Regions from separate parts of the Homo sapiens genome. Here region 2 is linked to region 1. Evidence: chromatin loops called from intact Hi-C (ENCODE). Cell type or tissue: MCF 10A. All regions are shown on one strand. Each heading gives the region's core, and the rest is flanking DNA. Links, peaks and the distances in the headings are about the cores only.

Region 1 (16,578 bases), core at 4,365-12,364:
CTCCTGGCTTTTATTTTGCCATTGTTTTACATATATTATAAATCCAAAATATAGTGGAATTATTTTCATTTAGATTGTCAATTATCTTTTATGCAAACTTAAATAATGAAAAGATCTCATCCATTTGCCCATGTAGCTACCATTTCCAGTGCTCTGTGCTTCGTTTTGCAGGTCCCTGTTTTGATCTGGTGCCATTTTCCTTCTGTCTGAAGGACTTTGGCGAACATTTCTTCTGGTAAGGAAGTCTTTCAGCTTCTGTATGTCTGAAAACATCTTTATTTCACCTTGACTTCTAAAATATGTTTTTTTTGGCTAGGTGTAGAATTCTAGATTGACTATTGTTTTCTTTCAGTACTTTAAAGTGTTCCTTTGCTATCTTCTTGCTTGCATTTTTTCAGTGAGAATTCTGATATTATCCTTATCTGTGTTCCTCTGTATGTAATGTGTCTGTTTCGCTGGCTGCTCTTAAGACATTTTCTTTAGCACTGGCTTGAGCATTTTGATTACAGTATGCCCTGGTGTGGTTTTCTTTATATTTCTTGTGGCTAGTGTTGATTGAGTTCCTTAGATCTGTGGATTTATAGCTCTCACCAAATTTGGAAACGTTTTAACCATTTTTTCCTCAAATATTTTTCTGTCTAGACTCCAAGTATACATATCTTAGGCCACTTGAAGTGGTCCCAAAGCCCAGTGATACTCTTTTCAATTTCTTTTGTTTCTGTTTTCTCTGTGCCTATCATCTGAACAATTTATATTGCTACATCATCAATTAACTAATCTTTTCTCTTGCCATGTCTCATGTGTCATTACATTATAGTTAGCAAAACTATACTTTTTGTCTGTAGAAGTTCAATCTGGACTTTTTTATACGTTTCATTGATTTTTAAAATTAATTTTGGAACATTTAGAACATGATTATAATAACCGTTTTAATATCTTTGCCAATTCTAATATATGTCAGTTCTGGGTTGGTTTCAATTAATTGATTATTTACTCTATTAATAATTATGTTTTCCTGCTTTTGCATAGGTCTGTTAATCTTTGTTGGAAACTTTACTTTGTTGGGTGCTAAATATTCTTGTATTTACTTTTACTATTAGCAATTGGAAATAAGGCCCATCCACAATCTTCATCATTCACCTGTCCAAACTGCAGCATCAGCTCTAAGCATTTCTCATTATAGGTGGAGCCGATGGAAGCAACTGGTTAAGGAAAGAGCTTCTGTTGCTTCGGTGTTCTGTGTCTTTAAGAGATGTCGTTCATTTCTTCAAAAAATACTTAACTGTGCAAGGTGGGATATGTTGGTGAAGAATGCAGACACGGGCCCTGCCCGCATGAAGCTCTAGGAATGCAAGATCTGCATTTAGTACAGAATCACAGGCGGGAGCTATATACAAAAAGGACAGAAATTCAGGGCATGATGAGACCACCTAACAGAATAATGTAGTTCAGGCAGGTGGACAGTTAAGCAGTGGGAAAGACCTGACAACATTTTTTATTTTAGGTCATCATCCAATCTATGGTGTAAAAAAAGTGCAGCTTGGCAGCATTTTGGAATTTATAGTACAACAGAGGAACAATGGCGATTTAGCTGTTCGGTGTTTTGAAAAATATATTTTCTGATTCCAAATACCTCCTTCCTTCCTTCCTTTTCTTTTTTTTTTTCTCAGAGTTTTGCTCTTGTTGCCCAGGCTGAAGTGCAATGGTGTGACCTCGGCTTGCCACAACCTCCGCCTCCCAGGTTCAAGTGATTCTCCTGCCTCAGCCTCCCGAGTAGCTGGGATTACAGGCATGCGCCACCACACCCAGCTAATTTTGTATTTTTAGTAGAGATGGAGTTTGTCCATGTTGGTCAGGCTGGTCTCGAAATCCCGACCTCAGGTGAACCCCCTGCCTCGGCCTCTCAAAGTGCTGGGATTACAGGTGTGAGCCACTGAGCCCGGCCCACCTCCTTTCTAACTTGGGTCATTTCTGACTCCTTCAAATAACAAGAATATTCTTTTCAAATCTGGGGATGTATTCAGTCCACATGGTCATAGATCTTAAAGAAGTCATTTTATCCTTCACTTCCCCTTTTGCTGGGTGTTTCCAAAGTCTCCTAGAACTGAGCTAAAACAGTACACTTGACTACTAGAGCTGAAGTTTACACACAATTCTGCAGTGTAAAACTTTTGTTTCCAGTTCTGTATCCTTTAGACGAATTATTCTCCTGTGCTACAAATTCTATAATCTCAAATTTCTGAATATACCGAGAACGAGTGATACCAGGATTTAAAGCGGACCACTGGGGGGTTCATTAGAGTTGAAGATGCTGCGATTAGGTAATATCCCTCTGAAGGATTTTTGCAATTCACTTGATTATACACAGCCATAAGCTATTTTTTAAAATCCTGTTTGCTGGCCGGGCGCGGTGGCTCACGCCTGTAATCCCAGCACTTTGGGAGGCCGAGGCGGATGGATCACGAGGTCAGGAGATCGAGACCATCCTGGCTAACACAGTGAAACCCGTGTCTACTAAAAATACAAAAATTAGCCGGGCGCGGTGGCGGGCACCTGTAGTCCCAGCTACTCGGGAGGCTGAGGCAGGAAAATGGCTTGAACCCGGGAGGGGGAGCTTGCAGTGAGCAGAGATCATGCCACTGCACTCCATCCTGGGTGACAGAGCAGGACTCCATCTCAAAATGAATGAATAAATAAATAAATAAATAAATAAATAAAATCCTGTTTGCTGTAGATAAAGAAAGTCATATTATTTAAGGTAATCACAAAATGCCACACTGCACTGCAGACAAAACTTAGTGTCTCGCTCAGCCAGGTTCTGAGTTGCTTTGTGTTTATCAAACAGGAGGGCATTCGGTGCTCCTGCTCATATACCTACTTGTAAACGTCTCCACAGACCCAGTTCATGCCCCCATCTCAAGGCATGTTTGTGTCCTGTTAAAGTGGTGACCTTATCTTTGTTAAGTGTACGCATATGGCTTGAAACACATTAATGACTTTTCAAAATCATTCAGGTATTTGTGTGGTAATTTCAATTAACTAGATTTCAAAGCAGGTGGGCATGCCGCCAACAGACGGACCAACCCAGGGGTGGAATTCTGGCATTTTCTGTCGCATACCCCATGCCATTAAGGGAAAGTGTTTCAAACAAAAAGGAGGAGTCCAATTATGCCAAGTTGTAAAAGGGGTTTTTTTTTAATGTTCTGTTTTTACAGTAACTTAAGGTTTTGTGCCAAGCCATAAATATTTCTAATTTTAGCTCAGATCATTAATCTCAGACACTGTATGCATCTTTGTCTATTCAATTCCTAAACTCTACATTTTGGAACAGCCTGGAGAGAAGTAGCAGGTCCTCTAATTATCTGACTCTGCACTTGTTCACCAACAGTGCTTCTGACCACTCACAGTTAATCCGCGGCAGCACAGCCAGGCGCCTGTCAACTCTAATGGATTCATCACTATTAATAAGTTAGGCGCCTAATTTCCTACGAGTTGGCACTAGCAGTGACGCTGAGAACAGATCACATGTCTCAGCTGACGTGCTGATTCTTCCCTGCTGAAACGGACCTTTCTGCCAAAGTCAATGAGAAAAACTGACAGTGCTGGATGAGTAACCCTCCATCTCATGCAGGGCATTTGGCAGCTTGCACCCTTTTGCAAAACACAGCACGTTTTTAAAATTCCTCCAAATAACGATGATAATAATAGAGATACTTATCGAGAGGGACAAGACTGGTTTTCATATTTTCTACCAGGAGCCCACAAAAGTAGAACTGATGTTGGCAGCAGCAATTTAGGATCACTTGTCAGTGTAGATCGATTCTCAAGAGCCTGCACCACACTCCACTGCCTGCGTTGTTGGCCAAACAAATGTGTATCATTGACCTAAGTTGAAAGGCTAATTTCTGGTCTGTTGGAAAGGATCGAGCAACTGAGAATGAAGGCCTTCAGCAAGGCTCTTAGCCTCTTGGTTATGGAGAAATGTCTGGAGAGCTGTATACTGGTTTCTATTTGCTCAGTAGCCAGACATGCCTCCTCAAAGTAATGATGTCCAGAGAACTGATGTGATTTTGCAATTTTACTCTCTAGATGACCTGGGCATGCTCTGGGCATTAAGTGCTAATTCAGAAGATGTGTACTCCCAGGAGAGACAGAAGGGTGATGCTGAGACAGGAGACCATCTCTGGCACCCAAGACAAAGCACTGGGAGACACAGCTCTCCTTTGTGTTACATCAGAGGCATGGAGAAATAGGCCATAAAAATTCAATGACCCAGCTTCGCCGGTTGCAAAATTCAGATGTCGCTTTTATAGGGAGGAGTCACTGAAGTTTCAGGGCTCATTCTACTTATTAATTTGTGGAATAAACTGAAGGCTAAAGAAAAGAAAAAAGATATGAGGTTTTTTTTTAAAATACCATCTTGAATTCTTACTTTTTTTGCTGACAAATCCACGTTATGTCTTTAAGTTCAAAAACATTTCAAATTCAAATGTTTGTTTTAGAGTTTAGAAATGCATTAGAAATTTGTATACTACCCAGAATGATCTACAAATTTCCTATCAAAATACCAATGGCATTCTTCACAGGAAAAGAAAAAACAATTCTAAAATTTGTGTGGAACCACAAAGACCCTGCATAGCCAAAACAATCCTGTCCAAAAAGAACAAAGCTGGAGGCATCGCACTACCTGACTTCAAAGTCTGCTGCAAGTCTAAGTAACCAAAACAACATGGTACTGGCGTAAAAACAGACACATGGACCAGTGGAACAGAAGAGAGAACCCAGAAATAAATCCACGTATTTATATCCAGCTGATTTTCAACAAAGAGTCCAAGAACATACACTGAGGAAACAATAGTCTTGTCTTTGTTAAGGCCTCAAAAGCACAGGCAACAAAAGTAAAAACAGACAAATGGGATTATATCAAACGAAGAAGCTTCTGCACAGCAAAGGAAAAATCAAAAGAGAGAAGAGACAGCTGGAGAATGGGAGAAAATATTTGTAAACTATTTAATAAGGGATTAATATTCAAAACATACAAAAACTCAAACGACTCAACAGCAAATAATAATAATAATCTGCTTAAAATATGGGCAAAGGAGCCACATAGACACTTCTCAGAAGAAGATGTACAAATAGCCAATAAGTATATGAAAAAATACTCAACATCACTAATCACCAAGGAAATTCAAATTAAAACCACAGTAAAATATCATCTCACCCCAGTTAGGATAACAAAAAGACAAAAAGTAACAAATGCTGGTGAAGATGTAGAGAAAAAGGAAAACATTATGAGAAACAGTATGGAGGTCCCTTAAAAAGCTATAAATAGGACTACCAGATGATCCAGCAATCCCTCTACTGGGTATATGCCCAGTATGGATTTGGATTTCTTTTCAATCCAAGGGAAAGGAAATCAATATGTTGAGGAGACATTTGCACTTATGTGTTTATTGCAGCAGTATTCACAATAGCCAACACATGAAATCAACCTAAATGACTGTAACAGATGAATAAAGAAAATGTGGTACATGGTACATATATACAATGGAATACTATTCACCAAAAAACACAAATCCAGTCATTTATGCCAAAATGGATGAGCTTGGAGGACATTATGTTAAGTAAAATAGGGCAGACACAGAAAGACAAATACAGCATGTTCTCATTCATATGTGGAAGCTTAAAAATTTGAAAGTAGGCCGGGCACGGTGGCTCATGCCTGTAATCCCAGCACTTTGGGAGACCGAGGCAGGTGGATCACGAGTCAGGAGTTCGAGACCAGCCTGACCAATATGGGGAAACCCTGTCTCTACTAAAAATACAAAAATTAGCCGGGCATGGTGGCGTGTGCCTGTAATCCCAGCTACTCAGGAGGCGGAGGCAGGATAATTGCTTGAACCCGGGAGGCGGAGGTTGCAGTGAGCCAAGATCGCGCCACCACACTCCAGCCTGGTGACAGAGTAAGACTGTCTCAAAAAAAAAAAACACAACAAAAATGTCTAGGAGCAGAGAGTAGACTAGTGGTTACTGGAGGCTAGGACGGGTAGCAGCAGAGATTGGATAGGGAGAAGTTGGTTAATTAATACAAAATTACAGCTAGGGAGGAGGAATAAGTTCTAGTGTTCTGCAGCACTGTAGGGTAACTATAGTAAACAACCATTTATTGTATTTTTTCAAATAGCTAGAAGAGAGGATTTCGAATGTTACAAACACAAATAAATGATAAAGATTTGAGGTGACAAACTGCTAATTACCCTGATTTGATCATTATACATTGTATACATGTATCAAAATATCACATTGTACCCCCAAAATATGTACAATTATGATGTATCAATTAAAAATATAGACTTAAACATTCTTATATGTTAAATGAAAATAATTTAGGAACAGCTATACTCTAAAAGAAAGTGTTCTGATCATATTCTATAAGAACAAGAAAAAGGATGAGAATGTGAGGGAAAGTTGGTTTCTGTGATAACCTCAAGTCTAATTAGAAGCAGTAATACATTGAGGCAGTCACAGAATCGTCTGTTCTAGTGATACACCAAGAAAGAAGTATTAATAAGTATTTAATATGGGTGTTCTATAAATTATCCCTCTAAAGTTTTTGTACTCTTTTGAGCTTCTTGAATATGTGAATTTCTTTCTCAGCAAATTTGGAAAATATTTGGCCACGACTTTTCAAACATTCTTCTAGAACCCTAATCGCACGCACTGCATCTATTTGAGAGCTTTTGGTTTGGTTGCTGAGGCTTCTTCGCTCGCTTTCTTTTTATCCCTTTTTCTCTTTGCTCTTCAAATTGGTTAATTTCTATAGATTGAAGTCCAAGTTCACTGAATCTTTCTTTTGACCTCTGCACTCTCCCGTTATGCCCATTTAGTAAAATTTTCATTTTAGATATTGTATTTTCAGATCTAGAATTTCCATTTGGCTGTGCTTTCCTAGTTGTTCATTAATTACAAGTATAATTTCCTTTATGTCCCAGAGCTGAGCTTAAAAATCCTTATCTGTTCATTACAACATCTAGGTGATTCTGGGTCAATCTTCATTGAAACTCCCCTTCAGTTTCTTCGAATATCTGATTTTGGATCCTGTTCTGGATGTTGCAAATGATTTGCTGTAGAGGTTCTGAATTATGGTATATTTCTCTGCAGAGTATTGAATTTCCATTTTAGCAGACAGTTAACTAAACTGGACGGAAACTCCAAACACTGTCTCTCTAGTGTGGTGCCTTCCTCCAAGTGTGGACTCCCCTTACTTCTGCCTGCTTCTCTCCAGTGCCTCCAGATAGTTGTTTTTTAAAAATATTTTGACTAGTGTTTATAGCTGTTACTTCCAAGAGATTTAGTCTGATAGGAGCTGCTATTCTGCTACCAGAACCTGGAAGTCCTTTGCACTCTTTTGAACTATCAAATTTTAGTGATATTCCTACCTCAGGAATCTACTTCTAGGCATTATCGTTTATAAATTGTATCTTTTCTATGGCATGTTTTGATTGAGCTATCAAATCCACGTGCAATGTGCTATGATGGAAAATGCCTGCTGGGGGTGTCAGGAGACCTGCTTTCCCTAAACCTGCTGGCCTTGGACTGCCCACTCCCCCCTTATGGAGCCTGTTGTCTCACGCATGAAGTGTGCAGGCCTGACTGCTGACATTGCTGGAAAAAGCAAATCTCAGTAAAAGATCAGGGGGATGCTTTTATTCTGAAAAAGAAGCGTTTGATGAAATAGGAGTTTTTACATCTTGGTGGGAGATAGGCCGTCCTTGCCCCCCACCCACACCCTTACGTTTAATTTTTAAGCCCAAGTGATGAACTTCTAATTGTAGAAGCAGGTGTACATTTAGGGTTGAGGTGAGAACATTTCAGAGGCCAGGTAGGTCCTCTAGGTCTCTGTGAACATGCACGCACCCCCCTGCCCTAGACACATCTCTCATAAGTCTCAATCTAAGTCAACACTGAAAATAGATCTTAAGGCAAGAATTTTGTCCCTTCTGTATTCTAAATGTAAACTAAACTGTAAGTCCATGTGTAATTATTCTGGCCTGGAGGCTGCAGTGCTATATACACACTGCGGCACTGTGAACACTTCCCAAGTTTATTTAGTGCTGAGTGCTATGCCGTGCATGTCAGAGCTGAGAATAATCCTGTCTGTGGTCTCCACTCCTCTGGGGCATTCTTAGTGCTCTGTGACTAACATGCAGGACCTGTCATGTGAGCCCCAGGAAGGGCTGTTGAATCATGCCAATCTGAGAGGCCAACAACACGTCAATTAACTGGAAACATTAACTAGGAGCAGGGTGGGGGAGGGGAGAAACGTGAGTTGGGGAGAGAGAGACACACACACACGGACAGAGACGGGAGAGGAGAGAGAGATGAAGAGATAGAGAGGAGGAGAGGGAAGGGAGGATAGGCAGGAGAGAGCCAAAAAGATAGAGAGTGAAAGGAAGAGAGAGATAAGAGAGAAGGAAAGATGAGAGGGAGGAAGATGGAGAAAGTAGAAGAGCAGGAAACAACAGTTGGAGAGAGAGAAAGAAGGAGAGAGAGAAAGAGAGACACTGAGCCCTGGGGACAGAGGGAAGGACAGCTGGGCTGGAGGCAGGGGGCCTGGGAGCCTGGTCAAGTCAGTCCATGAGGCTGCTCTGAGACGTCACTGGGGGCAGGGAGAGAGTTATCCAGAACTTTAGTACAGTCTTCTTTCTAGAAAACAGTGCTACCAGAAAGGGCTTATGTCCAGATCTGAGGTGCACTTACTTGTTCCCGAAGATCCAAATCTAAGTTGCTTTTAGATTCTACTCTGTGCTTCCACGGAGTCTACTCTAACGACCTTGGCCAGGTCTCTGGCCTCCATCAAGGAACGACCAGAATTCCTGGGTCTGGCCACAGGTTTTGGCCCCGCCTCAGAGGGTTGGGTGAGGGGGCTTAGCAGGTGTAGGAGAGCTTGCTCTGGGCAGTAGCTGTGGGCCTTACTTCTGTATTTGCCGCAGTATCTGATTTGCCCTGTAGAGCATTTATGTCACTAGGTTTTTACAAAAGTTGCTTTTTGACTTATTGCCTTAGTGACGAGTTGTCAGGTTTTTCTCTGTTTAAGTGGCTACAGCTGAATAGCTCAGGCCAAACTTAAAGCTCACACTTGAGACTTGACGTGCTCAGCTCCTGCTAAAGAGGCTCCAGGGCAGCGCCTGCCTTTCCGGGAAGCTCCCCTGAGGGTCACCGAGGCTGCAGAGAACACCCGGTGATGACTGCATGGATCTCCTTCATCTGCTGGGATTCAAGCTGTGTTGCTGGTGAGGCAAAGGGCCCCTTCTCTCCAGGTTCTAGCACAGCCTCACCACCAGGAGCTCCTTCCAGAAACGATGGTGCTGGCAGCTCTGACTAAACAGTTAGGCCAATAGGGAACTAGAGGAGCTGGGTTCAAACCTCTTTTCCAGTATCTTGTTGGGCTGAGAGCCCTTGGAGGAAGGGTTTCAGTGTGAGTCTGGAGAAAAACAGATCCAAACTCAGCGTCATAAAAACATGCGGTTGGAACACCTGTCCTTCATCTGGCTTCAGGAGAGGGCTACAGGCTTGAAGATGCTTCTCCACAACTCCGGAGAAAGCAGCATTTGCCCTTTGTTTCTTTGGGAGCTGCCAGGGCATGTCTTACAAGAAATCCCTACTTCCACCCCTACTTCCACAGCTGACCCACCACATATGATGTGTGTGTCAAAGATGACCGTCAATAGTTAGGACGTCAGCTGAGCCTGTGGCCTCCATCGGGTGGGAGGTGGTCCTGGTGAAAAACAATAGTCAAATGGCCTCAACCATTCCCTCTCTCCTCGGGAAAGCTGTGATGATGGTGGAGTAAAGGGGAGATGCCTTTCCAGGCCCCATGCAGTTGGTGTTTCTGTTCTTCATGTCGCCAGCTGCATTTCCATTTTGGAAAGGCTGGGCTCCTCAGGTCACTCCTAGGTTCCCATGTTTCAGTGAATTCCGGGACGTGAACACTCAATGCTGAAGGCAATCTGTGCGTGCCATTCTCTGGCATTTTTTTTGTTATTTTATTATTATATATATTTTTGGAGGCAAGGCCTTGCTCTGTTGTGCAGGCTGGAGTGCAGTGTGATCAGGGCTCACCACAGCCTTGAACTCCTGGGCTCAAGAGATCCTCCCACCTTAGCCTCTCAAGTAGCTGGAACCACAGGCATGTACCACCACACTTGGCTAATTTTTTCTTTTAATTTTGTTTTTGTAGAGACAGGGTCTCACTATATTGCCCAGGATGGTCTTGAACTCCTGAGCTCAAGCAATCCTCCTGCCTTGACCTCACAAGGTGCTGGGATTACAGGCGTGAGACTCTGTACCTGGCCAGGAATCCTATTATGAAATAAAAAATTGAGAAAAGAAGAAGGAAACTGGGCGTCTCGGCCAGGACTGTGAGCTTCAGGAGCCAGGGGTGCACCTAAAGTGGCATCTTCATATCCTCTCTGGAGGCTGAGCTCAAGGCCTCCAAGGGGGCAAAGGCCCCAGGGTGCTCATCAATCAAAACATCAGTTGTGTGTTGGGATAGACCTTCTAGAATGTCAAGGAGTAATTTGAAAGGACTGCATTTCTCACCACGTCCCACCCCCCAAACCCCCACCCCCGCCAGTCTGGTGTGTTGCTGCTGAGCTCCATTCTTAGATGTGAAATATCACGCGATGACACTGTTTGTATCCCTGTCTGTCTATGTGTCTCTCTGCAGCTAGTTTTCAACAATACGCTCTTTCATTTGAGTGGAATGTCAAGATTCCTGAGCCAGACCAAGTTCACTTGGGAGAACAGGCTTTCCAGATGTGTGGATGAGAGGCTGGGAAGGGAGGGACGAGGCATGTGCTTAGCGAGCCGGATGGGAATACTTGGCCATGAAGGGCCAGCTCTCTTGGTAGCAAGGCTATGGGGAAGGTCTTAGTGGCTTTTATCTTGAACTTAAGTCACCCTCTCCCCTGTGTTTGGACTGCATTTGGAACGCTTCCAAGACATTTCTATAAAATTACTTTTATGTGTTATAAAATGAAATATGTAGTACCAGGGACAAAGAAGTAACGATAATCACAATTACAGCTGCCACAAAAGTAACATCCAGACATCAGGTTGTGGTTTCCAGTCCTGTCTTCCCTCCGCTGTGTGATGTCAAATGAGCCATGTGGCTTCTCAACACCTACGTTTTCTGTAATACTTATTGATGATCCATCAGCAAATGGTGCTTAATTTCTTATTCACATATTGGAGGAGAATTTGTGACTAATTGTGCACTTTCATTCTTTCTCAGCTTCTAACTACTTGACACAAGCTGGGCCAAACTGGTTCACAAAATGGATGGCCATTGGATAACTCCCAAAATGTATGTTACAAAAGGATGCATAAATGTATAATAAAAACAGCTCTGCGATTGGGATGAGTAAAATATGGCTGCTTAATCTTCATATCACGAAAGGCCATCCCAGGGTTCTCCTCTGGTAGAATTTACAAGATTTCAACTGCAGTAGTCTTCAAAAGTAGGAAAGATACGATAGATGTGAAATGATATCCAGAAGTGGATGGACATTAGGGCTTCACATTTTTCGAAATGTGTCTAAAATTTTTGAAATTTGTTTACAGTCATGCCCTGAAGCCCACAGCCCTGCCCTGTAGCAGACGTGCAGTTCGTGGTCACACCACCCTTTCCTGAAAGACGTGACCATGGCGCAGTGAGAGTGGTCAGTGGTGTCTCTACTCCTTATGATCCAGGGCGCTGTCCATTCACAGTTTCGAGGATATTTGCTGCATGTTCTCAACTCCCTAATCTGAAAAACATCACATATGGTACATGGAAAGTTTAGAATGACAGCATTGGTCTCTGACTTTCATTTTCTCTTTTTCTCCTTTTTCTTTGTCTCTCCCTCCCTGCTCCTCCTACCCCAGTATTCTGCTCTGCTGGCACTCCCCCAGCCCCATCCCCAAACCACACACACACACACACACACGCACATGCGTGCGCACACACATGCGCACACACATGCACATGCACGCACACACGCACACACACACACTTCATTGGTTCTTCCTGCAGTGGACAACTGTTAGGTTTTGTCATTACTGCTGCTGATGGTATTGCTTCACTGGCCAGCATCTGGAGTTCCATTCTGCATGTTGCATGTAGGGAGAGGGGGATCTCCTCAATGTATGAATCTTAGTGGTGGGCAGGGTGCTGTGTCCATTTGTAAAACCCTGAAGGGGCCAGGCATGGCCTCTTCCTTCCCCTGGCATGTTGATGTGGGGCCAGCTTTGGGCAGCTGGATGGCTCGTGCGAGATTCTGAACACAGAAGGAGGTGCAAAGATGCAGAGCTGGCAGGAGGCCGTCTGTGAGAGGGAATGGTTCTGTGGACGGGTCCTTGGCCTCTCCTCGGCCACCCAGATGGTCCTGCTTCCTGCGAATGTCACAAGCTTGCTTCTTGGCCTTCCTGGTGATTTCATAGATACCCAATAGCCTTCCAGGAAACCTTTTTTTCTCACTACTTTAGCCAGAATCCATTTCTGTTATTTGCCACCAAGAACTATGACTAGTACATAGGGGTTCAGACGGTCTTCATTTTCCTCCATTTCTATTTGCCGTGAAAATAATTTGGCTCCTGGTCATTATGGTTTTGGTTGTAGAAAATGCACAGCCAATATGTGGAGGAAGCATAATTCGCTTGATTTAGAAACACAGACCCATCTGCCTGAGGCTGGCATCACAGTGGGACTACTAAAGCTACAGAGGCCCGTGAGTGCAGAGGCAGGGGCGGCTGCTTGTTCACGTAGGCAGTTGTGCTGCTCTCTGTCTAAAACACCCAGACCTCTTCTCCAGGCCACTGCGGTGCGCAGGCCTGGATGGGCAAAGTGAGCAAGGGCCCCTCCTGTGATCCAGCAGACGGGACTCTTTCCATCTCAGTCCCAGTATGTCAAGTCCCACCTGAAACTTTAGCTTTATAGAAAAAGAATCTCTCGTCATGTGCAAATTCTGTTGTCAGACAATGAAAACATCACAGCTCAACTCATTTTTCCTTCTAGGCTTAGTTGGTAGAATTCCTACAGCCAGGCTTGTTATTCAGATGTGTTCATCTTTTCGTCCTGGAGCTGGCGAGCTTCAGTCCTTCTTCCTCATGTGATTCTTTCTTTCTTTCTTTCTTTCTTTCTTTCTTTCTTTCTTTCTTTCTTTCTTTCTTTCTTTCTTTCTTTCTTTCTTTCTTTCTTTCCTACTTTCTTTCTTTCTTTCCTTCCTTCCTTCCTTCTTTCTTTTTCTTTCTTTCCTTCCTTCCTTTCTTTCTTTCTTTTTTTTCTTCTCTTTCTCTCTTTCCTTCTTCCCTTTTTTTTTTTTTCCTGGAGTCTCTGTGGCCCAGGTTGTAGTGCAATGGTGTGATATCGGCTCACTGCAACCTCCACCTCCTGGGTTCAAGTGATTCCCCTGCCTCAGCCTCCCGAGTAGCTGAAATTACAGGCAGGGACCACCACACCCAGCTAACTTTTGTATTTTTAGTAGAGACAGGGGTTTCACCATGTTGGCCAGGCTGGTCTTGAACTCCTGACCTCAGGTGATCTGCCCACCTCAGCGTCCCAAAGTGCTGGGATTATAGGCTTGAGCTACGGCACCCAGCCTGTTTGTTCTTTATGCTGTAGTTTGATTTCTAAGTCTGCGTGAGTTGCAGTATAAAGCATAGTAGTAAGTCTGTGTCTGTATACATGTGTGTACATGCAGTGATGCCAGTACCTGTGCATGGAGATGTCACCAGGGCGTGGCACCACCTGAACCCCACCAGGTCCCGTGTAGCTCCCCCAGTGATGCTCCATGTCCTCAGGGTGGAAATGAGGTCTCTCTTAGTGCAGCTATAAATAAGAGCCCAGGGGCCGCCCCCACTGTAGCTCCTACGCTTTCCTCTTTTTACACGGTATCCAGAGCTGAGTTGGAAGAAAAAAGTATGTTTCTGAACAGAGTATGAATCTGTGTGATCATTTTGAATTTTTGTCCAAGTTAACACTTTTATATATACCGTGTGCCAGACATTGAGACAGAACCCTCTGGTTTGGGCATTTGCATAAAAGACAAGGCTGAATAATATTGGAGACAGGTGCAGGAAGGGAAAGTCAATAGATATGAACTTAAAGTGACAGTTTGGGTCCCTTAAGGTCGCCAAACTAAGCAGCAACTTCTCTGGGCCTTTCCCCCTTATACACAGGCTGTGAGGACCCAGATTTGGTGAGAATGATGGTTCTTTGTGTTTTTAAATCAGCAACTTCTCTGGGCCTTTCCCCCTTATACACAGGCTGTGAGGACCCAGATTTGGTGAGAATGATGGTTCTTTGTGTTTTTAAATCAGCAACTTCTCTGGGCCTTTCCCCCTTATACACAGGCTGTGAGGACCCAGATTTGGTGAGAATGATGGTTCTTTGTGTTTTTAAATCAGAAAGAATCAACAGATAATTGGCATTTTACTCTATTGCTAACTTCCCGGCCAGCAGCCAGACCAGAGTGTCCTGTGGTCACTGAAGTCACCACCTGCTCACCCGCCATTGTGGCATATCCCTGGATTCTTTGGAGAGGTCCCCCTCACCTCCTGACTTCCCATCCCTACCCCTCGTCCGGCCAATTCCGACATGCTCAGACCTCCAGCCTTGGTGAAGCCCACAGCGTGGCACCACCCGTACTTGTGCAAACTTGGGTCACTCCCTTGGTTTTCCAGGACCCGCTTCTACAACTATAGAATGACTGATTGATCTGGGTCAAAACCAGGTGTATTGGGTCCCTTACATTCTATATGACAATGATTACCCTTCTGGACTGAGGGTAGGTGGCAGCTGTGAAGCCTTGGAATGCATTAAAATCCCATTAGGTGGCACAGGGTGTAAACATGAGCCTAAATCTGTTGGGCTTCAACAGGTAAATACTCGACTCCTGGGCAGCAGCTGGAACGTGTTTTCACCTGCCCTTCATCCTGAAAGCTCCCCAAGGACTTTACACCCACCAGAGGCAGTGCAGGCTGGTCCATGGGAGCCCCCGGGGGGAGCGATTTGTTTACCTCCCTGTCTTGGAATTTACCTCTAAGAGAGACCTGAGAACGGGGGTGTGTGGGTTTGTTTGCTAAAATGCTGAGGCTACTAACATCTGTGGAATCATGAACTGTGAACCCAGGTAAATCCCTTTCAAGACATTTCTGCGGGATTCAGTGCTGAAAGCTTGTTAATGTGGAATACTTTAAAGAGGGAGGTGAAAAATTTCAACAGTAGAATTAATACCCCAATTAATCTGTGTTGAATTAGGGGAGCTGTGCATGGTCGTCATTCTTTTCACAGGTGACTCCTTCCCAAGTGCCATCCACACGTCCCCAACCTCCTCCTGGCCTGTGCAATCCCCATGACACTGTCGTCTTTCTTTCTTGCCAACTGGAAGGACTTCAGTCTATTTCTATCAATAGAATGGGGAGAGAAAAAAAGCAAACACAGAATTTTAGTTGCTTTTCAAAAGTACCAAGCCTACTGCTCCAGAAAGGGTGGTGAAAGGAGGTGATTAAAAAATCACCAGTGTTTACTTCCTGTATAGACAAAAGAGGAGCAAATGGTGAGGAAAAATCCTTGAGAAACACTCACCTTTCTCACCCAACACAATGGAGCATAGAACACCAAACGTGCCCAAGCCTACAGACTCAGCCGGTTCAGATGGATCCTGGATCGGGTCCATATAGAAAAAGTCTTGGCAGGGGTTGCCAAAAGGGTTATTGAAAACCAGGGGGGACAACCTGAGAAGGACGTTCAAGTTATCTATTTCCAAGTGAACCATCCATCATAGTTTGCTCAGAAAGTCCCACTTCATGCCTGGTGTTCCAGCGTAATCATTAACAGCACCCAAGTGTGTGCCAGTTTGGATGATAAATAATGTGGCTGCCCTCTCTATAACCCTAGCCTTCAGAATTTTTTTGCTTAGTTTTTTAAATGTTTTTCAGAACTCCCATTCCATTGCACATGACCTGTGCCAATCAGAACTCCCATCCCATTGCACATGACCTCTGCCAATCAGAACTCCCATCCCATTGCACATGACCCCTCTGCCAATCAGAACTCCCATCCCATTGCACATGACCTCTGCCAATCAGAACTCCCATCCCATTGCACATGACCCCTCTGCCAAGTTGATTTTCCTTAAGCACTGCTTTCACCATGCCACCAGCTGCTTTACACCTGCCTGTAGGATGGTGTCCTGCGTGCTTGGGTGATCATGTGAGCCCCACATGGGCCTCACTCAGATATTTGCTCGGTGCCTACTATGTGCATTGTACTGTGTTCATTATCAGTCCACACATCCTTCTAGGATTGCCCTCTTGTTAACCCCTTTAGAAGAGCTCACAGAGCCCCTGAGTTCTACCTATCAGCCCCTTTTGGGTCTTGCCCACCCTTCTAGTCTGAGCTTAGCAGCACCTTTCATGGATCACTTGTGCCCATGCTGCTCCCTGTCTACCCATCATTAATTCCTGACCTTTACTCATCCCTTCTACCTCCCACAGCAGGGTATTGCTGTTAGGAAATTGTGTCTTTTAACTAGT
Region 2 (16,578 bases), core at 5,154-13,153, 50 kb after region 1:
GGAGGCGGAGGTTGAGGTGAGCCACAACCATGCCACTGCACTCCAACCTGGGCAACAGAGCGAGACTCCATCTCAAAAAAAAAAGATACACTAAGGAGTGGAAATTAAAAATGTTTTGTACAGATTTGAGCACTTACAGTCCAAGACAACCAGTTGCCTAAAATCTGGGTGTTGCAGATAGAAATACTCTAAAGGGTTAGGATGGTTTCTATGGGTAACTCCTGAGCCTATGTTTCTAAGGAGATGATCTGTTGATTGTTAATGAGTCCTGTGAGTGCTTTAAAAAAGAAAAATGGCATCGTATTTGAGAGATCTAGACTAAAACTAATTGTCACACACTTCAGGAAATATGACAGAAGAAAAGGCTTTTAATTTTTTTTATTTTCTCATTATTGAAAAGGTCACTGATCAGTTGAGTACAGATGAAAGGTTCTTAGAGTAGATCAATGACCTGTTGTTAGTGAAATTCTTGGGGTCTGAATCTTAGCTATTTAGAGTTTTACATTATCATCTCTAAATGTTTTGTCTATTATAATAATGAATAACCAGCTGGGCGCGGTGGCTCACGCCTGTAATCCCAGCACTTTGGGAGGCCGAGGTGGGCGGATCACGAGGTCAGGAGATCGAGACCATCCTGGCTAAAACGGTGAAACCCCGTCTCTACTAAAAATACAAAAAATTAGCCGGGCGTGGTGGCGGGCGCCTGTAGTCCCAGCTACTCGGGAGTCTGAGGCAGGAGAACGGCGTGAACCTGGGAGGCAGTGCTTGCAGTGAGCTGAGATCGAGCCACTGGACTCCAGCCTGGGTGACAGAGGGAGACTCCATCTCAAAAAAATAAAAATAAAAAAAATAATAATAATGAATAACTAACAGACTAGAGTTTGTAGAACTTTTGATATACATTATTTCATATGATAGAGTTTAAAGTCAAAAGTAACCAGAGAAGTCTTTTAACTTGTACCTAAAACAATTTTGATAACCTATTGTGTTTATGGCAATTTCCTTTATTAATGTCTTCACTCTTTCTTGGGAATCACTACTGCAAAATAGTTAAAAGAATATCTCTAGTTTCACTAAGTAAAAAACCAACAAACCAATTGAAAAATTGTCAAAGGGTAGAATAGCTTATTTATAAAATATAATAAACAAGCCCTAAATGTATGAGAAGGTGTTCAACCTCATCCATAATAAGATAAATGTGAATTCAATGAGAATATCTTTTATCACCTATAAAATGGGCAAAAATTCAAAGTGTGACAGCACATTCTGCAGATGAGGCCATAAGAATAAATAGATGTTTACACAATCTGCAGGAAAATGTGCTAATTGAAGGGAAATCCAGGAATGTTACGAAATCATAAAAGCTGAAAAATCAAGAATCTTTCAACCTGGAAGTACCACCTCTGGAAATTTACCCAACAGATACACTTACACATAGGAAAAGATGAACATCAAGATCATTCATGACTGTACTGTGTGAATAGACAAGAACTGAAAGTGTCCATCAATCCTGAACTGGTTAAATCATGACACAGTCATGTGACAGAATATGCAGCATAAAAGAATGAGAAGGATTTGTATCCTGCTATGGAAAGAGCTATGAGATATATAAATAACAGAGAAAAAAAGGTGTGTAGAGCATACTACATTTTGTGGAAGGAAGGTAGAAGAAACAAAAAGCATATATTTGCATGTGCTTGCATTTTCATTAAAATCTCCAAAGGTATATTCCAGAAACTACTAAAAGTTGTCAACTGCGTATTAGAGTTGGGGTCAGGAGTGGGCAAAGAGAAAACAGGCAGGACCAGAGTAGAAGCAAGACTCCTTACAGCATGCCTTCTAGAATTTTTTTTTAAACCAGGTGATGTGTTACCTATGTTGAAAAGAAACTAAAGTCATTCAAAAATAAAAATGTGGGCTCCAGAATGAGCTTTCCTGGGTTCAGATCGAGTCCCTGTCACTTAGCGGATGTGTGGCCTCTTAGGCATCTTATGCCTCTTGTCATTTATTTCCTAATCTTTGAAATGGGAATAATAATAGTGCCTAAATTACGAATTTGGAATTCAAAGAGGATAGCACTTGAAAAGTATTTACAAGGGTGCCTGGCACCTATTAAGCATGTAATATAGGTTTGCCATCATTATTTCTAAGCCAGTGATTCACTGGGAGAGGCGACACATTGGATTTGAGGAGAAGTGCATTCTAAGAAGATTAGCATTTAGAACACCAGTTATTAGGTTAGAAAAAAATTAGAAATGAGTTTTATTAAGCAGAATAAATCTTGATCTTGAGAATTAAACTTGAACTATGATTTTAAGAGGAGGTATGTAAATATATTTTTCATTCAGAATAAAACTACAGTGCTTAAGACAAAGTGAGCAGTTACTGGATGAAGCTTTGCTAGCTAAAAGGCCTGAGGCTTGCTTAAACAACAGTAATAATACTATCTTTTGTTTTCACATTACTCCGTATCATCTTTTATTGTATATCATCTTACATGTATACACTGTCTCATTTACTTTCCTTAAGATATTCCACCCAGCTGTGTGAGTTGGCATTTTAAGTGCTTATTGGCAAATATGACAGTAAAATGAGAACAAGTCAGGGAAAGAAGTTTCCAATCTCTGTTTGTACAACCTTAAGCCAATCTCTACCACCTCAACGGGCGGCGTCCCTGCAGATGGTACAGAAGTAGAGATGGCAATAAATCTAAAAGCTGAGTAAGCACTATATAAGGAACATTCATTTAGCAATTCAGGATCTGCTTATTTTAATTTGATCTTGTACTGTGCCAAACACTGATGAAACCACGATGAGTAGAATATGGTCTGTACCTTCAGTAGCTCAGAGAGGGACTGGTGTGTCCACAGGTTACCATGGTGAGAAGCTCAGAACTGCAGTGCAGATATGTGGGAGGTACAGGGGTGGAGGAGGGAGGGTAAGGGTTTCACAGGTCAGCAAGACACTTGTTTGGTTCAGGTGAAAGATTTCCACCTTGGCAGGAAAGGAGCAAAGACTTTGGAATGTAGCTTTGAATCACTTTTGGGGCTTTATTAATTTTTGTGAGACTCAACTTCTTCATCTGTTAGATGGGCTGATAATTCAACTTTCAGAGAAGTTATGCAAATTAGAAATAATGTATAGGTAAAGCAGCTAGAACCGAGCCTGGTATACAGCAGATACTCAATGGACGGTAGCAGTAATGATGACTAGCCACTGGAATATAGGGTCCTTAGGGATGGGGATTTTTTTTTTTTTTTTTGAGACGGAGTCTCCCTCTGTCTCCCAGGCTGGAGTGCAGTGGCACAATCTCAGCTCACGGCAACCTCCGCCTCCTGGGTTCAAGAGATTCTCCTGTCTCAGCCTCCTGAGTAACTGGGATTACAGGTGCCCACCACCACACACGGCTAATTTTTGGTATTTTTAGTAGAAACGGGGTTTTGCCATGTTAGCCAGGTTGGTCGTGAGCTCCCTATCTCAGGTGGTCCGCCTGCCTCGGCTTCCCAAAGTGCTGGGATTACAGGCATGAGCCACCGCGCTTGGCCGAGGATGGGAATTTATTTGCTGGTTTTATTCACTTTTATATGCCTCAATGTTTCTAGAACAATGGCATTTAGTAAACATATGTTAAAATAAAAGGATGATGGAAGGAGACAATAGCAGAGAAAACAGCACATGTAAAGGAAATGCCCGCTTAGTCTGGAGGTAGCAGGGAAGTCACATGGTTGGGCACACACCTGTGCGTGTGTGCGCATGGGCTGGCACTCGTCGGGAGAGAGGCAAGGGCGGGGCAGCGAGGAGGTGTCTCTAAAGAAATTTGAACAGCAGGTCCTGCCATCAAGTCGATCTGATATTTTAAGAGACATCATCCATAACATCACTTTTTATAATCCCCAAATACTTGCTTCTGGAAGGAGAGAAGATCTGACAGGAGGTATTGGGATTTGGTTCTGTGATCTAAAAGAGCCATAAATCTTAGGTTCTTTTTAACTAGTGCAGCCCAGGATATAAACACTGTAACTGTATTTGGATTTAAGTTCCGCCTCTTCCTGTGAAGCGAGGAGCTGCTTTGCAGGGGAGTATGAAATGCACACAGGCAATCTGCATGTTTGGCGTTTTCAAGGTTCAGAGTTACCTGATAAACCAAAATACTTCAGGCCTCAGCTTCCTCAAGCTGCTAAACTCTGCCTGCCACAGCAAGTGTGGACAAGGTGATTTGAAGCCCCCTTTAACCAGGTCCCAAATGACCTAGGACATTTGGATGTGGAGGGTTGATCCTGAGTCTAGCTTTGACTAAACTTAGAAGAGAGAGACTGAAGGTAAGAAAAGTTAAGTTGTTCCTGCTTTTACAAACGCTTCTCAGGAAAGCCCTCTGGTTCCAGAAATGCTGTGGATAAGTAATCTGAAACCTCTCCAAATCCAGATATCTCTAAGCGCTAGGAAAATGTTAGCAAACATCCTTTTAAAACAATAACAGTTAATATATAGTGAGCACTTGTTAGATACTATACTAACTACTTTATGTGCTTTATTTTGCTTAATTCTCCATGGGCCAACAAGCAGAACTATTCAAAAAATGATCCTGAGATCTCAGTCTACATGATCTAGGAAATGAGCTGGCTGGAACTGGAGTTTCCCCGCCTCCTCGAAGGAGGATGTGCACCTAAACTCAGTTTCCCACAGGACCAGCCGCAAACATTCCCCAAGAGGAGAGCTGCCCCTCTCCCCAGGACCCATGTTCCCTGGGTGCCAGGCAGCTGGCCTTCCTCAGATGCCTTCTCAGCTCTGCTGGCATCTAGACCCCGACGGCCTGGCAATCGAGTGGTCCCCCTGTCTCCTTACTGGAAAGTGGTGTTCGTGTTCATCCTTCGAGGAGATAGGACACTCAGGTCAGGACTGCAGCCCACTGCATGGCAAAGAGCTTTGTCTTTGCATTGGTTCAGTTTTCCATAGGATTATGAGAAGATGGAGACCCCTATGCCTTTGGGGCCTGACTCCTAGTTTCTAAATTTCCCCAGTAAATGCCATTCCTTAGTTTGCACTATGTGGTGTTGTAGAATCTATCCCAGTGCCCATTGAGCCCCATCCTTGCAGCAAATGTATAAGTTAGGAATTACTATGTTTAGTTAGAGATGAGGAAGTTGAAGACACAGACAAGTTAGCTAGTAAGTGGTAGGATTTGAAACCCAGTCATCTGATTCCTGAGCCTGTGATCTCAGAGAGGCTGGTAAACTCAATGGATCTGGCAATTTATAAAGGTCTGAATGAGTGCTCAACTCTTCAAGGAAGCACCCATGTGGAAGTTCACATCTAAGCACAGGTTCCAATCTCAGCTGCAGCACGTAGCCTAGATTTAGTCTTCAGTGGTGCCTTTTACTTTCTCCTAAGTCTCAGGCTCATGGCACCTTGGGGCCAGCTCCATGGAGAAAATAAGCTGAGAAAAGGAAGGAAGCAACATGGCTGGGTCTACAGAGAAGACGCAAGCTTCACTCTCACTCACTGCATGTCCAGGACAAAGCATGGGAGACGGAAGCAAACATCTTTTTAAATGTGGAGCTGAGCTTGCAAAAAAGTATGGGCTGCTTCCGGGATCAGAATAGAAAAAGGAGCCCATAGGCTGAGGCAGGCTGGGGGTGGGTGGGTGGCATCCCAGGGACGTAGAGCTTGGGCTTGCAGCCGCTCAGCGTAAGCGAGGTGGGCGCTGAGAACCGTGCTTGAATCCTGCCTCTCACCAGGGCCATTAGGGATTGCTGTCTCAGTGAGCGAGCAGCATAAAGGAAACGCCTCCCATCAAACAGCTATGGTAACACTGGGCCTTTCTGCCTTTTCTGGACTGGGAGTGGACAAAAGTCTCCCCCGGGAATTCTCGTCAATGGCCCTGCAGCACGTGGAGGTGAACTATGCAGATTCAGAAGAGCTGGGAAGCTATATTCATAACAAGCTTAACATTATGGTAAAACATCATTATTAAGAATTTTTAAGGCACTAAACAATAAGAAAATAGGCAATTCTATTTTCTTTCAACCCTAGTAACATCATCTCAATGTATTTAAAGCAAAACTTGACAGGCTTACAAGGAGAAAATGGAAAAACTACTAACTTAGTTATCCCTAAATTATAATAAACTCTGTGAGGGAAGGCACCTCAAAGCTTTGCTCACTGTTTACTCCAAGGGGCTAGAACAGCAGGTGCTTGATTAATATTTGTTAAAGGAATTGGCAAATAATGCCAGAAAAAAAAAAAAGTCAAGGATTTTGTCCTGGCCCTTCTGGAGCCACTTAAGGTGGTTTGAAAGATGACAGAGTAAGTTCCCATTCCCAGGGGACGTGTCACCAGAGGCCAAGTGCCCCGTCACTGGAGGGTATCAATGGAGGCTGTGCAGTCCAGCCCTGGAGGGATTCATGTTGCCTCCTGGGATCTCTATAGAGGAAATTCAACCACCCAAAGGAACAAATTAGTTCTATGATCATGTGGCTTATTTGGATATGGAGTAATTCCTTCTTGGCGATGTCCCATGCTCAAGAGAGGGACAGTCAGTGACAATTTGGGCCTTCTGGGGTGTGTATGATCTGGCACACAGCACACTCCTAAGTGTGATGTTATACAATCTATCCCCTTCATTCATTAGCAATGAAAGGTTTTAGAGCACAGCAAGCGCATTTCTATGCTGTTTCTAGCTATGCAACTAACAAAGTTGACGCTATTAACTGTATATAGGCAATTCTGCATTCCCCTAGTAGAATACACACATTCTAGTCAAGCCCCCACGGGACGTTGCCTAAAATTGACCAAGAACTAGCCTGAATGTAAATCTCAATAACAAACAAGAATTAGGGCCAAGTGTGGTGGCTCACACCCGTAATCCCAGCACTTTGGGAGGCTGAGGCGGGTAGATCACGAGGTCAGGAGATCGAGACCATCCTGGCTAACACGGTGAAACCCCACCTCTACTAAAAACACAAAAAATTAGCCGGGCGTGGTGGTGGGCGCCTGTAGTTCCAGCTACTCAGGAGACTGAGGCAGGAGAATTGCTTGAACCTGGGAGGCAGAGATTGCGGTGAGCCGAGATTGCACCACTGCACTCCAGCCTGGGCAACAGAGTGAGATTCCATCCCCAGAAAAACAAAACAAGACAAAATACAAGAATTAGTACGCACTAGATTCTCCAGCTAATATCCAGTTAAATCAGAAGTTAACAACGAAACCCACCACCACCCCGGATGGAATGATGACAGTTCCATAGTTTCCTTTGGGATCCTTGCCCTATTCGTTTTCTCATCTTTGTCAGGTCCCCCAAGTCCAGTCCCTGCACACAGGAGGCAAGGTGGGCATGTCTGTCTTGTTTTCAGCTTTAAAGAATATGACACACGAAGGGTGTGGTTAATTGTGGAATTTTCTTTTCCTTTTTTTTTTCTGAGACGGAGTTTCACTTTTGTTGCCCAGGCTGGAGTGCAATGGCACGATCTCGGCTCACTGCAACCTCTGCCTCCCGGGTTCAACTGGTTCTCCTGCCTCAGCCTCCCAAATAGCTGGGATTACAGGCATGTGCCACCATGCCTGGCTAATTTTTTTGTATTTTTAGTAGAAATGGGGTTTCACCATGTTGGCCAAGCTGGTCTTGAGCTCCTGACCTCAGGTGATCCGCCCGCCTCAGCCTCCCAAAGTGCTGGGATTACAGGCGTGAGCCACCACGCTGGGCCCAATTGTGGAATTTTTGTAGCTGTGTTTTCCAGGTTAAGGAATTTCCCCTCTATTCTTTTTCCCTGTGTTTCAGTGAAACAACATTGAAATGTATCAAATGTTACGGTTTGACAATGCTGAGTGGGAAGTATATGTGAGTGCATTACTGTATTTTCTAACTTTTTCTATACACTTTCAATATTTCACAATTAACTAACAAACAAACACACACACATGCTTTTCACCAGCAAAACGCCCGCTCAAATGTCCTTCTTAACAATAGCAGCCAGTATGGAGCACCAGCCACACACAGTATTTTTAGATGATGCCTGTTGAGTAAGAAATTTATTCAGAAAAAAAAAAAGGAAATGAGCTCCAATTTTCTTGTACAGTAGTATGTTATGATACTATGGGTCATACATTGTATAAAGCGCCTCTCAGTTATTGGACAGAAAACTCCTGAAAATTAGTTTGGGGCCACCTTGATGCTCAATTGGCATCTATTTTCATGTGTTTTGCTTACTTTATAGTAAAATGAGGCCTTTGGGAAATAATGGTCATAGTACATCTACTCTATGTGATACAGATAATAACTCATCTATTTAAGTGAAGTGATAATATTAACAGTATTTATTATATGTCAACTATATGTGTGAAATAAGAGTTCAAAGCACAGACCCTGAAGTCAAATCATCTGGGGTGAAATGCCATCTTGGTTGGTTGCTTCCTGGTTATGTAGCCTCTAACAAGGTACTTTGCATCCCCGGGCCTCTGTTTCCTCATTTGTAAAGTGGGCATAATGACAGCACCTAGGTTTTAACACCGTGCGAGGATTATAAGCCAACAAAACATGTGAGTGCCAATGCATAACTCACAGCGAGTGAGAGAGTCCGGTGCTTCCCAAGCCCTTGCTAACTGCCAGGATCTGCGCCCAGTGCTTTGCCCACGTTGTCTGCATTAATCCTTCAGTGTCTTGAGAGATATCCCTCTATTATGCCTACTTTACACATGAGGTCATTGAGGTTTGTGGTTGCTTAATCCCTGCCTTATGACTGGTGTTGCTCATGTATAGGATCTGTTTGATGCTGCCTCCTTGATTAGAAATAAATCCCTGATTTTTATCATTGTTCCCATGAGAAAATATTATCCACTTTGCAATGATTTACTTACGGTGGTGTTTTGGGGAAGGCACTCAAGCAAACCATGAAATGAAATGAACAATTCACTAAATCAAATAAAGGAAAAGGAATTACAAAGCCAGCAGGGCAGAGTGGAATGGAAACAGCATCAACCTGAGAACCAGGACGCCTGGGTCCTGCTCCTGGTTCTGCCTCAGATTACCGTCTGTGAAATGACAGGCCTCGTGCACATGGTAATCAGCTTCCCTTCTATCTGTGTAAGCAGTGGCTTGAGAACGAGGGGACCAGAATCCTTGTTCTTGTTGCTTCATTTCTCTGCCTTCAGATTTCTTGCCTGTCACCTTAATGGATTGAAGCCAGGAACTTCAAGACTCACTTCCTGTTCTAATATTTCCTTTGCCAGAAAAATTATTCCCTTTATCAGAAGTTATATGTCTCAGAGGTTTTAGAAACAATCAGGTCTAGTGCTGAAGAAGTAGCAATGCTGAAAAAGTTTACAGATTTATTACACAGTCGTTAGTGTGCAGTTATTAATTTGGGGAAATGTCATGGTTAAAGGCGGCTACAATTTTCTGAGTATTGTGTTATGATGTCGTTGCCATGCGTGTTTTATATCATAGGGACATTGGGAAAGATTTACATTTTTTTTTTTTAGGAAAAGTAAGAACATATTACTTTTGTTATAACACTTGATATTCCTATTCTGTGAGATCCTGCATGCACACTACACAATTTGGAAAACATTTTGCAACAGATGGCATAAACAGACCCAGATGAAACTGATTATTTAATCAGACTAACCTCTTTCCTTGGCTGATGACATGCACTTTCCAGCATTCCAATTTGTTATAACTTTAATCAGTTTGGACTCCCTTGGTTTTAAAGTATCTATGTCATAAACAGTCATATGTAGGAAAAAGATTTGAAATCTCTCCAAATCCAAATGTGAAGCTTTTCAGCCAAGCTCTAGAAGGAAAGAAAATGTGGGAAGAAGAGCAGATAGGCAGCCAAGACGGGCGACTCCGAAATGTCCGATTTTGCCTTTACTGGAGCTATTGACTTCATTCGGGACCCAGGGCAACTACTCCTGCTTACCTAGGTCTCATTTATCCCAACTGTAAAGTGAGGATAATAGCCATTTATGTACCTTGAAGGGGTAAGGCTGCGATTAATTAGTTAATGTGCTCAGTGTGCTTTGAAGTGCTAAGTGCTATTAAGCTTCATTTAGATTACCCTAATAATTTCATGAACTCGGGGTTCTTTCCACCAGCTGAGCAGCTGGGATCTCTTGATCAGATTTTTCAAATGGCAGAGCAGTTTTAATGCAAACACCTCAAAACTGGTTCGTACTGGTACTTCACATTAAGAAAAAGAGTTAAACCCTTGAGCAATTACCATGTCCCAGTGTACCAGAGGGCAGGATAATCTCTTCATGATAATGGAGGTAAATATTAACACCTTTTCCCCTTTCGCTTGGTTCCCTCTCCCCTAGTCTTTTATATCTCTTAGAGTTTCACAGTCTGAAATGTTTGCAACAGAAATTCAGAGTCATGACCTTACACAGCTCAGGAACCTGCTTGGCAATAGGCTGGCCGTGATGCGCCATGCTCCCTGGTCCTGAGCGCACGACATGGGGGTGTGGGTGTCTCGGCCGGGTGCTTACTGTTGCCGCAGACACAGTTTCAACCGGTAGGGAACAGGGGTCTCCGTTTATCATCTAAGCCCCCGTTGAAGAAAACCCTAGAAAGAAGATGGAGGTTTCGAACGGGCTTAGTCTGAAGAGGCACCCAAACTCTTTGAAAACAGCTTATTGAAACACACTGGAGCTGCACATATCAGAGCTCGCTTTCTTTCAGGCGCTTCCTGGAGGTCAAGTAAGCGGTGGGGTGGCCAGGCAGGGGCTGGCGGTGCAGCCGGGGCCCACGGCCCGCACACTTCGCGATGCCCGGGGTCCGAGCACACATTCTGCAAGCTGCCTGGCGCCAACCTGCCCCCGCCCCCAGGGTAAACCTTTCCCAGGCGTGCCAGGCAGGGGTCCGGGAAAGGACAGTCAGGGCCTCGGCAGTGTGGTCCGTGGCTTGGGGAAATGCATCCTTCCCACCGTCAGTGGTCTGCCCTCCTCGCAAACAGGCAGCGGGTTTAGAAGTGGTTCCAGATCCATCAGCGTTGTGGGGAAAGTTGCTGATAGGAAGAGAAAGTCAGTGGATTCCACGTCCCGGGCCAGGCCCATTGGCTTGCAGGAGAAACTTAGTTATTCAGTCTGGTCTTTGCTCATCCAGTCTAAAAGCTACCCAGGGGTCCTGGGCAGCAACGTCAGAAAATACTTAGGGATAGAAGTGCAAGTTTTATTTAAAAAACAACAGACACTGTTGAGGGTGGAGGGTGAGAGGAGGGAGAGGGGCAAAAAAGATAACTGTTGAGTACTGGGTTTAGTACCTGGGGGATGAAAGAATCTGTACGACAAACCCTCGTGACACGGGCTTACCTATGTAACAAACCTGCACATGTACCCTCGAACATAAAATAAGTTAAAACAATGTAACTGAGGAAAATAAAACTCATAAGAAGCATAGTCCCTTTCTTACCTTTCTCCAGTCCTTTAATTTGGTTCCTTTGGATATATCTTCCACGTTTGTGGCTCTTATTTGAGGATTGCGTGACAAGGACTACTTACCTTTTTTATTGTATTTAATCAGTACTTTCTAAATCAAGATACAGGAGAAAATATGTTCTGTTTTTTAATTTAGTAGGCTAGCGTGAATTTGATGTAGATAAGACACCCTGGCTTGGTGTTGCATTCTCTGCTGGATAAACATTCCTGGCATATGTAATGTGTGTATCACGGAGATAGCACAGGGAGCCGAGCTGCGATAACTTGCTGGGCCTTTCTAACGAGTGGGTTGAGTGATTTCACTCCAGGCCTGTCCAGTGGTGCATGAGCTGAGGGTTTCCCATGGTCTGATTGGCAGGCCTGACTCTCTGAGAGTAGCCAGCCTTTCTGCTCCTAGACACTTGATGTGTTTACACAAAAGTGATGGGATCAATTCTATCTGGAACAGAGCAGCCCAGCGTAAAGCATCTGAAGGACAGAGGCTTCGGGGATGAAGATTCCCCTAAACCACGTTATTAAGTACTTTTCGTTTTGTTTAAGACGGAGTTTTGCTCTTGTTGCCCAGGCTGGAGTGCAGTGGCGCGATCTCGGCTCACTGCAACCTCCGCCTATGGTTCAAGTGATTCTCCTGCCTCAGCCTCCCAAGTAGCTGGGATTACAGGTGCGTGCCACAACAGCCGGCTAATTTTTGTATTTTTAGTAGAGACAGGGTTTCACTGTGTTGGCCAGGCTGGTCTCGAACTCCTGACCTCAGGTGATCTGCCCACCTCGGCCTCCCAAAGTGCTGGGATTACAGGCAAGAGCCACTGAGCCCAGCCTATTAAGTACATTTTTAAGAGGAACAATTCACTACCATGGCATCTATTTTTAAAAGTCTGTAACTGTTAGAAATAGGCCTGAAAATGATATTAGCCTACACAGACGCATAAGTTAACATAAATTGTAATGAATACCTTTGACAGAAAAATTGGAATGCAATAATTGATACGGGAAATGAGTTTAGTGAGTCTGTCTCACTTTTCTTGCTGTCTTCCTGGGGCTTGGACAAAATCTCCATTTTTTGTTTCAAGTCTTTGCACACTTTTTTCTAAAGTGATCAGCGTATATTTTCCTGCCTTGCTACACTCAATATTATTGAACCTAGTTAAATTGTTTTCATTAATAAGCAATAGAGCCAACTTTAGCAAGTCTCTTCCTAAGAGCTGCTAAGCCCTTCAGGACTCTGGCTGGAGTCCTCTCCTCTATCTGCTGTCCTGGCTTTACCCTTAGGCAGAAGGGTAAAGTTGGTCTCAAACTTTTGAGTAACCAAAGGAGCAGGAGTGGTAAGATCTGCAGAAAATCCACACCCTGGGTCATCGGGATGAAGAACTAATTATTGTCAGAGGGAAAAGTGAGCCCCGCAAGACAGGGACAGAGTCTTGTACACAGTGACTGTACGATGCCGGCACCTCCAGATGGGCTGAGCCCGAGATAGTTTTTTGCAGTATTACCCACGAGCACTGTCAGCCCCTGGGATGTGACTACAGTTGTCACAAGCAACAAAGGGATTCCACTGCTTGGGATTTAACAGAGACCAACATGACTGTATCCTTATGTCTGAAAGAGAACACCATGCCTTCATACCTCGATTAATTAAATGAGGCAATTGTGGGAAATAAATCCCACAGTTGGGGCATTGTCTTTCCTTCTAGGCCCCTTTCTCAAGGCTTCCAGGCCTGTCCTCCTGTGCTCTGTGCTGTGTGCAGAGCTCGTGTTTCGTTCTGTTCTGCTCATCGCCCGTGACTGCTCCCCCCATCGTGGCGCTCCGTCCTTCCTGCTGCGCCTTCTGAGTTTTTCTTCCCCAGTTGCTGGTTCAGGCTGCGAGGCCTGAGTCTTTCTCACCTACACATGTAGAGCAGCGTTAGCTGTGTGCTGCCCAGATCCAGAGAACCATTTCTCTGCCTTCAAAACATTGTTCAAGGACTGCTGCCTGGCCTGCCCCGGAAACATGCTTCTATCTTCATGGAACTGTGGGTTTCTTTGTTGCCTGGCCATCGGTGCTTCGTTGCAGTAGGGGCTGTGGTTATGGCCGGGGTAGGCACAGTGAATTCCAGATTGGTCCACGCTGAAGAAGGCTCCTCGATGACAGAAAAGTTGGAGAACACAGAATAAATAAATCTTGTGCCCCTCTTTCAAACACTCAGTGATGTCGGCTGCCAGCAATTTCCCCGTTTCATCCCAGAGTGTGTTTAATCAAGTGTTTCTCTCTATTGCACTGTCTGGGAGGAACATTTTTTCTCCAGTTGCTGGGCAATATATGTCCTGATGACTTGAATATCCTCCCAATCGCACCACGTATGTTGAAAGGAGGCTTTCTATTCACTGTTTCCTAATGGTGGCATTATTCATCTCTGTTTCAGATAAGCGCCTAACACAATTTTTGGTTTGGTTCTGCCCTTTTGAAGGAGAATTGTAACTCTTTTCTGCTTATAGAGTTATTGGGAATATTAGGGTAGCAGCCCTTTGGAATATTTTTGTCTTAACACAAAGCAGAACGGAGAAAGTGAGCTTAATGTCACAAAGAAGTAAGACCCGTGGTGGGAGCAGGAGCTTGCCTACGCAGCCTAGCAGCCCGCAGCTAGCAGCTCTCACTGGGCCCCCTGGCCCAGCAACCCTGGCCTAGCTCAGCAGTGGCTGCACGCACCCCAGAGAAGCACAAGATCCCGCGGGGAGCCTGAGAACAAGTTCGTAGCTTATCTAAGAAAGCCGTCAGTGTTGATCAAGGGTATGGCTTCTGATAACATTTTCACTCCAACTCCAAACAGAATGACCTAACTTGCCACTCCTGTGAACGTCTGAAGTAGGTTTAGTCACAAAGAAGAAAGTACTAGAACCCTTGCAATAATTTTGTTTGTTTTCATGCTTATTACTCAGCATAGGTCTAGAAAAAGGCTGGCAAACTTATTCTGTCAGGGACCTGGTAGTAAAGATGTTAGGCTTTGTGGGCTGGGCTGTACGAATACCCAGCTCTGCCGTGCAGCCACAGACCATCCACAAGCAAATGGGCTTGGCTGTTTCCCAGTAAAACTTTATTTATAAAAACACTGGGCTCCTGGGGCTGGATTTGGTCTGTGGCCAGCAGTTTGCTGACACCTGGTCTAAGAAGACAAGTGTATAATGTTCTCTAAACACCTCGACATGGGCTTTGCTCAGTAGCCAGGTCTGGGTCTCTGCTTTCTAGAAGCTCCCAGAGGCCAGGGCGGAGTAGGGCTGTGTCCCTCCCATGAGCTGTGGGAGGGCTGCTCTCCGCCCAACAAGGTCTCTGCCCTACCTCCCTGCCCTCTGTCCGGAATCCTCTTCTGCTTTCTACCCAGAAATTCTCAGAGTGCAAGAGGCTGGGCTCCTGGGCGCAGCAGGAGCTCTGAGTCTTTCTGGTTCCTACATGACTGAACTAGGCATTGGAGCCTCTTCCCCGTTGTCTCTAAACCTAGATTTTACTTCCTGAACTTCTGGAACATGAAGCTTGCGCTCTATCAACCAAACCTCGAAGTCTCCCAATTATAAAAGAACAGCAGGGCCGGGCGTATTGGCTCATGCCTGTAATCCCAGCACTTTGGGAGGCCGAGGCGGGCAGATCACTTGATCCCATGAGTTCGAGACCAGCCTGGCCAACATGGCGAAACCCCATCTCTACTAAAAATACAAAATTAGCCAGGGGTGGTGGTGGGCGCCTGTAATCCCAGCTACTCAGGAGGCTGAGGCATGAGAATTGCTAGAACCCAGGAGACAGAGGTTGCAGTGAGCCCAGATCACACCATTGCACTCCAGCCTGGCCAACAGAGATACTTCGTTGCAAAAAAAAAAAAGAAAAAAAAAAGTAGAAAATCTAGGACCATTATGTCCATGGAGAATCAAACAAGCTCACCGGAATGTTTTTGAACTTTACACACATTTGCAAACAGACTGAAATAACCTGAGTAGGAGACTGGTGGGGCAGATAAATAGTTACTAAATGATTTTGAAGTTCGACTTTGAATAGTTACCTGAATAGACTTTGTTAGCTTTGGTAGATAATATATTTGGTAGTTAGCCCTGTATTCCTATTGTCTTTGCTATTTAATATAGCAAATGTTCAAGAGTTTAGGAGACTAGGAGGCTATGGAAACACAAATCCTGACTTTCGTGTGTTTCCTCCTGCAAAGTGCTCTTCCTTGCTTGTGTTAACAGGAGTACAACAGGAAACCACGTTCCATTAGATAGCAATCCTGGGAAAACCATTGAAAGAAGAAACATTCTGAGCATGCTTTGTGAATAGAAGAGTGGATTTAAACAAATTAACCAACATTTAAATTCCTCATCTGTGGGTTATTGCCAGAATAAATTCAGTGCTTGCCTTGGCCAGAGTTTGTTTGGTTTTAAGGGGCCAAACCCCACCACAGCGTAGTAAAAGGAAGCCTTACCAGAAATACACAGGAAGCCTCTGGGACCAGGGGCAGGTGCAGGAGCTGGAAGGGGGCTGGAAGCAGCGGGGCTCTCTCCTGTCCTCCCTGCCTCCTACCCCAGGTCTCTCCTCTCAGGCTTAACATGGGGAATTGTACATTTTCCAGCATTTCTTTGCAAACCAGCCTTCTCTGCTTGCTTCTTGGTGTGCTTAGTTCCTAGTGGGCATCCCCAGAAGATCATCTCATTTCTAGAATCCTCACACCTCAGAGAGGGTCAAAAACTTAGAAGGACCTTCATATTTGTATATCAGGTTAATAAATATTTATTAATTTGATGGCTTGACAGATTGAATAAGTTTGGTATCTAAAGATAACCAGAAATTTCTTGGCCAAACTTGATATTCCTGGGATGGAGAAGCTACTTGGCTGGACTTGAGCCAGTGTCCAAGATTTGTCCAGCCAGCTGTGAGGCTGTGACTCCCTGCACCATGGGGGCCATACCTTGTATCATCAAGAGGGTTTGCAGAAGAGGCCTGGGCATCCCAAAAGGTACCCACTCTTGTGCTTTCACTTATTCTCAACACCAGGTTACCGAAATCAATGAGCTATCAATTTAACAAGTGACTTAGGTCATGTCACAGCCCAAACAATTTGGTGGGCTGCTAAGCTAGATGCTCCTTAGACCCTGATGTATGTGCAGTTGGTGATCTCTTGGCAGAAGGGGAAG

Evidence for each region. A loop is a pair of places that touch in the nucleus more often than their neighbours do. Peaks named below come from ENCODE experiments on the same cell type or tissue, not always from the same donor. Only the 100,000 strongest peaks of a DNase experiment are listed, where the experiment ranks them.
Region 2: it touches region 1 in a loop (2.6-fold over the local background); 1 of 110 quality-filtered maps calls a loop at or near these places.

Annotation. Positions count from the first base shown.
Region 1 is chr6:1,123,536-1,140,113 of GRCh38, reverse strand. No RefSeq gene overlaps it. Among named protein-coding and RNA genes, the nearest start is that of LINC01622, 30 kb to the right of the region's middle. In MCF 10A, for the core only: no CTCF peak of the experiment used is centred there; a DNase peak (open chromatin) is centred at 8,243.
Region 2 is chr6:1,074,821-1,091,398 of GRCh38, reverse strand. All of the region lies in intron 1 of LINC01622 (long intergenic non-protein coding RNA 1622), which reads left to right. Among named protein-coding and RNA genes, the nearest start is that of LINC01622, 18 kb to the left of the region's middle. In MCF 10A, for the core only: no CTCF peak of the experiment used is centred there; a DNase peak (open chromatin) is centred at 8,678.